Regions from separate parts of the Mus musculus genome. Here region 1 is linked to region 2. Evidence: chromatin loops called from intact Hi-C (ENCODE). Cell type or tissue: left cerebral cortex. All regions are shown on one strand. Links, peaks and the distances in the headings refer to the core of each region. The heading gives the core; the rest is flanking DNA. Region 1 overlaps Gm1667 (a long non-coding RNA gene). Region 2 overlaps Igsf21 (immunoglobulin superfamily, member 21).

What was found. Hi-C counts contacts between places; a loop is a spot of excess contacts. Peaks named below come from ENCODE experiments on the same cell type or tissue, not always from the same donor. Only the 100,000 strongest peaks of a DNase experiment are listed, where the experiment ranks them.
Region 1: it touches region 2 in a loop (2.7-fold over the local background); 2 of 42 quality-filtered maps call a loop at or near these places.

What each region holds. Positions count from the first base shown.
Region 1 is chr4:139,923,721-139,928,110 of GRCm38, reverse strand. The region is part of intron 3 of Gm1667 (a long non-coding RNA gene); the gene reads right to left. 4933427I22Rik (RIKEN cDNA 4933427I22 gene) reads left to right here. Exons shown (of 3, transcript NR_045159.1): 3 at 891-2,000. Among named protein-coding and RNA genes, the nearest start is that of Gm1667, 15 kb to the right of the region's middle. In left cerebral cortex, for the core only: a CTCF peak has its summit at 2,656 (motif pointing left); DNase peaks (open chromatin) are centred at 1,763 and 2,298; H3K4me3 peaks cover 802 bases; H3K27ac peaks cover 1,697 bases.
Region 2 is chr4:140,074,723-140,079,112 of GRCm38, reverse strand. The region is part of intron 3 of Igsf21 (immunoglobulin superfamily, member 21); the gene reads left to right. Among named protein-coding and RNA genes, the nearest start is that of Gm52685, 6.8 kb to the right of the region's middle. In left cerebral cortex, for the core only: a CTCF peak has its summit at 2,481; DNase peaks (open chromatin) are centred at 1,691, 2,076 and 2,496; H3K27ac peaks cover 1,440 bases.

The sequences.
Region 1 (4,390 bases), core at 233-4,232, 150 kb after region 2:
TTCCTTGTATTAAGAAGTCTGTAGGAGCCGGGCGGTGGTGGCGCACGCCTTTAATCCCAGCACTCGGGAGGCAGAGGCAGGCGGATTTCTGAGTTCGAGGCCAGTCTGGTCTACAAAGTGAGCTCCAGGACAGCCAGGGCTACACAGAGAAACCCTGTCAAAAAAAAAACAAAAACAAAAAACAAAAAAACAACAACAAAAAAGAAGTCTGTAGGAAGACCAACAGAGTCAACTAACCTGGACCTTCGGGGACTCCCAGAGACTGAACCACCAACCAAAGAGCAAACATGGACTGGCCCTTGGGCCCCTCCCCGAGTACACATATGTAGCAATGTGCAGCTTGATCTTCATGCAGGTCCTCTAACAACTAGAGCAGGGGGTTATCCCTGAATCTGTTGCCTGCCCGTGGATTCCATTCCCCTAACTGAGCCACCTTGTCTGGCCTCAGTGGGAGAGGATGCTCCTAGTCCTGCAGTGACTTGATGTGCCAGGGTGGGGTGATACCCAGGGGCACTTCCCCCTTCTCAGAGAAGGGGAAGGAGGAGTGGAGGGAGGGGCTGTGTGTGGGGGGGGGCTGGGAAGAGGGTGCTGTGATCAGGATGTAAAGTGAATTAATTAATTAATTAATTAATTAATTAATTAATTAATGAAAAATAAAAGAGGCCTGTGGGACCTGGGAGGCCAGCTGCACTATGGTTAGGCAGCCTTCAGGGTCAAAGAGCACAACCGATTTTCAGTGCTGCCTGTGGAGAGCAGACAAGGGCTTAGTCTAAGGCAGCTTCAGATGCCCCCTGGATCTCTGATGAGGCCTGAGTTATCCATCACAAAGAACTGTGGGCCATGTCCCTCCCTCCTCCAACTTATGAATCTGTGTGTGCTTCTTTCTATAGGTGTGAGGACGGACGTGGCCAGGGGTCACCTGTCTCTGCATCTTGGGCCATTCAGAGCTCCGGGCCAGGTCATTGTGAAGAGCTCCACTTCTCTGTAGGCCATTATGGTGAAAAGGAGTTTAGCAGACAAGGGCTCAGGACACGCCCCTTCTGTGCCCAGGCAGAGTGTGATGTCATCAGCAAAGCCAGCATGTATGTTGGGGTCAGAGGACAGGGTGTCAACTCTCACCTCTTCACCTTGTTTGAGACCGTCTCTCTGCCGGTGTGTGTGCTAGGCTACTGAGGATTGCCCTGTGTCTGATTCCGGTTCCCCAGTAGGGATTACATATGTCTGCACGGTTGCATCTACCGTGGGCTTTGGGGGTCTGAACTCCAGCTGTCAGGCTTACATGTCAATCACTTTGTCTCCTGAACCATCTCCCCAGCCCCATACTCCTCACCCTTGCTTTGATGGTCATCAAGCCCTTGGTAGTGGTCACCTGACTCTAAGTCCTAGTCTCTTTGCAGTAGGGTTCTCCCTTCCGTTGAATGCACTGCGTGGATTTTCCCTGTTTTCCCGCGGTTGGACTCCAGGGCCTTGTGCATAAGAGGCAAGCACTCCAACTCCGAGACACTGCCCTCGATGGCTGGCTCTGAATCAGATCGATAACCAAATACAGGCATCCCCATCTCTAAAAACCTTCTGAGATTGCATCGGAGAGAATGGAAGGCGCCTCCGCCTCCGTAGTTTAAACAGAAGGAGTTTTGCCTAGCAAAGGAGCATTAGCAGCCCTCAAACCTTCGAGACGGGAGAAGCAGGCTGTGAGCTGAGCCTTAGGGAAAACCTCCAGTCCCCAGAATCCTTCTGGGTCCCCTCCACCGTTACCAAGGAAACCAACAAATTGGGAAGCTCCTTAAGCATACCAAGCCAGTAAAAAGAGAAGCGCGCACCCCATTTCTCTTCCTATTTAAACTCTTTCCAAGCCCAGTCCTGTTCGTGTGACTCTGGTTGGGGAAGACTGAATCGCATCTGAAAGTCTTCCTTGCAAGAGGGTTATAGGGAAATTGGTTTTCTTTTCCTGGCTTCTTGGTATAAAAAGGCACGCGTGAAGGAGGTTGGAATAAATGTTGAACAAGAGAGCGCGCCGCATCCTCCTCGCCGCTAATCTCTCCACATCTGAGCGGTTCTTTTCTTGAAAGCCTCAGTCAGAAACCGGCTTTGAGCTCACTGAGAGGACGTTTGTCTGTTCAGCTCCACCGGGGGCTTACGGAGTGCGCTTGTTGGGTGGGTGGGGGCGGGGGCTGTTTAAAGCTGCCGCTGAGATGAAGGAAGCTGGGCGTGCTTCCTGCTGGAGTTCCTGGGCTACAAAGGGGCACAAATAAATAGAAAAGAAGCAAAGAAAACAGCAGGAGACAGTACTGTGGGAGGATGGGAGACAGCTCCGTGCAGGGAGTGCTTCCTACAGGCGCCAGCTGAGTTGAGTTCCGAGCCCCAGCTCTGTAAAAGTAAAAGGCAGGGCGGGTGTGACAACGCAAACTCCGAATCCCAGCTCTGGGGAGACTAAGATAGGAGAATCCTTGGGGCATAATGAGCAGCCTGCCTGACTAAACCAGTGAGTTCCAGGTTGAGCGGAAAGACCCTGTCTCAAAACTAGAGCCAGAGAGATGACTCGGTGGTTAAGTGCCCTGGCTGCTCTTGTACCCGACTCCGGTTCAGTTTCCAGCACCCACAGCGCAGCTCACAACCATCTGTAACTCCAGTTCCCGGGGATCCAACGCCCTCCTCTGGCCTCTAGAGGTACTGCACGCACGCGGTACACTGATATCCAGGCCAGTCAAAACACCACAGGCATGAAATAGTCTCTGCTATGGAGATCTCCCGTTTACTTCCAAAGCTTAAGACAGGGTTTCCGGGTCTGAACAGCCCAGCCCACAGGGGTGGCTATGAACCTCATCCAAGCCCACATCCTCCTGCCAAGTAAGGAGGGCTGCATCGTTCCCAGGACAGGCCCAGGTCATAGAGAGCAGGATTGCTGTCCTTCCCTGTCACAGGTCTGCCTCCTTGCTGAGGTAACTCAAGGTCTTGAAGTTCTGAGTCCCTGTTTGGCATTGCACAACAGCATCTTTATCCCAGCCTTGGGGGAAGTCCAGAGTCTCCTTGGCCGCTTCTACCTCCTCCATTCAAGGTGTGTCTGTCCTCTTTCTCATCAGAGCCCCAGCACAGTGGCTGCTAAACTTGGAGCTTTCTTTTGTTTGGGGAAGGGGACAGTGAACAAATGGTGTGTGTATATGCGTGCCCACACACGTGTGCATGAGTGTGCATGTGTGTCTGAGTGCGTTCATGTGTGTACATATGTGAGTGTGACTGTGTGCATGTCTGTGTATGTCTCTGTAAGTGTCTGTGTTTGTTCGTGCTTATGTGCATGCGTGTGTGTGTGTGTGTGTGTGTGTATGTGCATGTGAGTGTGTGCATTTGAATGTGCTTGTGTGTGTGTGTCTGTTTGTCTCTGTGTGTTCCTGTTTGTAGACTGGTATGTGTGCAGGGGTGTGTGTGTGTGTGTGTGAACATTCAAGGAGGCCAAATATAGATATCAAATGTCTTTCCTGACTTGTTCACCCTATTTTTTAGGACGAGGGACTTGAAGCTTGAGAATCTGACTCTGCTGGCTGACCAGCAAGCCCCTGCCTCAGTATCCCCAGCACCAGGACTATAGGCATGCACTGTAGGGCGCAGCTTTTGTGCATGTCCTGAAGATGGGAACTCAGAGCCTCCTAGTTGCAAGGGAAGTACTTCACCGACAGAACCAGCTCCAGGCTGTTTCATTCTGTGTTGAGACTGTGTTAACTTGGACACCCAAACTAGACAAGGCCAGTGAAAGATGCTGATTTAATTTAAGCTCATACTTCTACGTGGGTCCCAGTATTCCAGATAAAATACCAACAAATTGCGGGAGCTGGAGACATGGCTCGGATGGCAGCGTGCCTTCTGTACAGACATGAGGACCTGAGTTCCATCCCCAGCACTTGCATAATGGTGTACACATACACACACACACACACCTACACACTCACACACCTATACTTTCACACACACACACCTACATACTCACCCAGACACCCCCACACACACCTACACACATACAGATACACACCTACACATTCACGCATAGCTACACATACCTACACATACACAGACACACACCTACACACACACACCTATACATTCACACACACCTACACATAAACACACCTACACACTCACACACACACCTACAAACTCACACACTCACTCACACCTACACACTCACACACACCTACACACACAAAGACACACACCTACACACTCACACACACACCTACAAACTCACACACTCACTCACACCTACACACTCACACACACCTACACACACAAAGACACACACCTACACACTCACACACACCTACACACTCTCACAATACACCTACACATTCACACACCTACACACTCACACACACCTACCCACTCACAATGTCCAGCCAGT
Region 2 (4,390 bases), core at 316-4,315:
TCTCTGCCTCCTTCATGCTGGGATTACAAGTACTCCTCACCATGGCAAGTGCTCCCGCATCATGGCAAGTGCTCCCCACCATGGCAAGTGCTCCCCACCATGCAAGCCATTTTCACATGGATTCTGGGTTCTGGATTCTGGAACTTGAACTTAGGTTCTTGCAAGGCAAAAAACACTGAGATGTCTTCTCAACTCCAGGGACAGCCTCTTCCTTCATCTGCCCCTCCCCCCATGTCACCTTTGTGAATCCACCCTTCTCCAGCGGGCTTTTGCAAAGGGCTTTCTGAAAGAGAAAATTGAGGTGCGTCACAAGAGGTGTGTGTAGGTGTAAGGCCGTCGCCATTTTTAATTCTAGACTGTTCTGTCCTGTCTTCTGGGAGTTCAACTTCCCTCTTTGTTACCAAGTGGCTCAGGGATGTGCCCACACAGTGCTTGAGGGTGACTCAAGTATCACCACTGCAGGTGACTTTCATCAAGTCAGATGACACATGCTGCCCTTGGCCTGGGTCCAGAGTCTGTGTTTCTTCTAGACTAGGCTTGACTCTAAGTCCATCTCTAGGGGGAATGAAAGTCAGGGAGGCATTGAAGCTAGCAGAAGTGGCTAGGAACAGAGAGGCTCCAGAGAGCAGGATAGAGGCTGTCGTGAATGTGTGTGTGTGTATGCGTGTGTGAGTGTGTGAATGTTTGTGTGTGTGATTAGCTTTCTGACAGCCCCCGTGGTTGAGGGGAACCCTGAAGGGCTGTGACATCTGTCCTTTAATTCTGTCCATTGGCACCTGCTATGGTCCAAGCATATGCAAGTTCTACCTTCCGGTTTGGGGGTTGGAGAAGCCCCCACCTGGAACCACCTAGCCTGTTTTATGGGCAAATTTCAACAGAAGGAAAGTCCCAGATCACAGGGAGAACCAAGAACAGGAGACCCCAGGTATGTGCACTGGCCAGCTGTAGCCTCAGCTCCCCACCCCCACCCCCTGCAGAGCCTGTGAGATGCCTTGGCCCACCTTTGGCTGGCAGGCTCCCAGGGGGATTTCTGTGCTTGCCTAAGGTTGATCAATGTATCCAGCACCAAGCGGGGTCTTCCACTGAGGAGCCCACCCCCAGCCAAGTTGTCAGTATCCTTTCCTGTTGTCCCCAGATACCTCCCGGGGGCCCAATTCTCCCACCAGTAACTAGTCTGTCTCCCAGGCTTGGGACATTGAAAGGGACTATGAGGGAGGTTGCCTCTAAGCGGAAGATAGAAGGCTAGGAAGACAGCTAGGGACAGGGAACAGCTGGGGCTGGCTGAGCAAGTGCACATCTGGACGACTGGCCCATATTAAATTATTCCCAGTCCCGGGCCAAACTCTTCCAATTGCACAGGCACAAACACGAGACGAGACACAGGGCAGGAACCGCACTTCACCTTTAGCTTTCCTACAAGGAGTAAGCAGCTCTTATTAGCAAATGTCCAACAGCACCCAAGGCTGCCAGAGACTTTACGGCCATTTTTATTAGCTCTGCCAAGGCAAAGCAAGCATCAGCACCAGTGGGCATGACTCTGAACTGAGAGGGAAACAGGTGTTTGAGGGAGACACGGGGGGCTGCAGAGGAGGCAGCAGAGCAGCCATTGGAGGCAGCCCGGTGGCTTCAAGAGCTGGACAAACTTCATAACCCCACACTTGGTCTCTTTCCAGCAGGGGTGAGGGACAGCTGAGCCCAGCAGGCTCTCAGCTCATAAGATTGCAGGGGGTGTGTTTAACCTACTTGCAAGAAAGAACTCTTCCCAGCCCCTCAGAGGCTTGGTTTCCATGCAAACAATGCTGTCCAAATGAAAAGGTACTTTCATCTCTTCATTAAAGTGCGGCCTCAGAGGACCCATTGCTACCTGAATCCGCACTCTTAGCCCGCAACGAGGTGCCTCGAGTGTATAAATGAAGACGTTTGAATTACAAAATGCCGTTTAAATAGAGTGCATTATACAAGTTTGGTCCTGAAGAGTCTCCTCATTTGATTGCTGGATTTTGGCACGAGACATGAGGCCACACGCCATTTTCTTCCCTCCATCTGTTCCCTCCTTCCTCCTTTTTGGGCCTGAGCCAGATCTGAGCTTGCAGCTACACTGGACTTGATCCTTACAAAGGAAGCCTGGAGTGGGCTGCAAGTGTGGGGAGGGATGGGTTGCATCCCCACGGTTAGGAGATCACCATGGCAGCAGGATGCAGGTGGAGCAGACTGGATGGGCTGGGGAAGGGGGGTGGAGGGAAGAGAGGAGAACAGAAAAGAGAGGTCCTGTTCGAAGGAGAGGCCCATGATGGAAGGAAGGAAGAAGTCTGTCTGTCCCTGAATGTATGTACCCTACCAATGCAAGGAATGGGGAAGAGGGGACCAGAGGAACCGGCTTGCATCTCAGTGACAAACCACTCCCTACCACTTTCCCAATCTGTTTTGTCTGGTTGGTACTGCTGTATCGGGGCCTGAAAAGTTTATACTCCACCACTAGGGTTCACCCACGGCCCAGGAGCCTTTCCACCCATGCTGCACCCCTGCTGCCTGCTGGATTTGGAGTTCTGGTGTAAAGCTCACTGCCAATGAGCACCTTAGCTAGGGAAGCAGGTTGGATGCCCAGGACAGGTGTGCAGAAGAGATGCTTTTAGGAGGCTCACGAGTGGCCTACGTAGAACGGCAGAGCTCAATCAGAGGAGCTGGCTCAGCAGGTAAAGGCATGATAGTACACATCTCCACGTACGCATGCGCTCGTCTGAGCTCAACCCCTGGGAAAAGAGAAATGACTCCACAATGTTGTCCCCTAGCCACCAATACATGCCACAAATCACACGCCTATATGTGTACATCCACTCACACCCAAAATAATACACTTTGAACATAATTAAATCTGAGAGGATTGGGAAACTGACTCACCAGGTAAAGGTGTTTGCTGCCGAGCTGGACAACCCGAATCTGACTCCCAGAACCTACTTACGGTGAAAGAAAACTGACCCCCACTGCTTGTCATCTGACCTCTACACGTGTGTCACGCCATGTCTATGCTTATGCACACCAATGCACATACAATAAATAAATAAATGTGATGACATTTTTAAACACAAAAAATAAAGGCCAAAAAGGCACTGAGGCGAGGGAAGGGGTACTTATCGGAGCCCTTTAGAGCAGTGGTTCTCAACCTGTGGGTCGCGACCCCTTCGGGGAGTTGAACAACCCATTTGCGGGGGTGGCATATCAGAATCAGATATTGTGAGCATCAAATATTTACATTACAATTCATAACAGTAGCAAAATTACAGTTATGAAGTAGCAACAAAAATAATTTTATGGGTGGAGGTTTCCACAATGTGAGGAACTGTGTTAAAGGGTGGCAGTGTTAGGAAGGTTGAGCACACCCAGCCATGTTGTCCCTCTGTGAGCACACAGGAGAAACGAAAGCAGATACCCATGGATGCATTGCGGCTGCCTGGCTAATGGTGAGAGCCTAAAGCAACACAAGCGACCATCAGTGGTCAGACAGATAAAGATGCCCACATGGCGGGATAACACTCACAGCCAGATCCACACAATGGCTCGTGGTCTGGTGGTATGGACAAAGGAATGGCAAGGTAGTGACAAAAAATGGGGCTCTGCGTTAAAGGCTCCAACCCCAAACTGGTGCTACACCAAGTTAAAAGATTTTAAAAAAAAAATATATATGTATGTGGGTGGAGGGAGACAGAGATAGAGTGTCACGGAGAGATAGAGCAAGTGTGTGTGTGTGTGTGTGTGTGTGTGTGTGTGTGTGTGTGTGTGTGTGTGTGTGCGCACGCGTGCCCTCCACAGCACATGTATGTAGGCCAAAGAGCATCTTTCAGAGGTAGTGGAATCTCTTCTTCTACCACACTGAATCAGTACTTTCCTTCTTGTGGTCCCTGCCCCTGTGCTAGCTGACCCACAGCTTCCCAGTGACTCTCCTGTCTCCACCTCTCCTCTCACCACAGGGATTAGATGCATTCTACTGTATCCAGCTAGCACTTCATGTGGGGTTTGGGAATCAAACTCAGAAAGCACTTTAATCTACTAAACCATCTCCCCAACCCAGTGGATGAGCTTTAAGAGGTGGGTCCCGGTGAGCAGTCTTTAAGTTATTTACGGTATATCCTTAAAGGGGAGAACAAGACCTGCCTCTTCCTCACTTATCGTTTCTGGGTTATTCTGCTTCTCCTTGCCACCCACATTCTGTCACAGGCCTGAGAGAGCAGGGCCAAACTCTACCACCTGAAATTTCTGAAACAATGAGTCCAGAAGAGCCCTACTTTTGTTTAAGGTGATTGACTCAGGTATTTTGTTACAGCAGCAAAACTAACACAGAAAAGCAACAAGGTTGCATGCCCCATAAGATACAATTTAGAAGGCTGGAGAGATG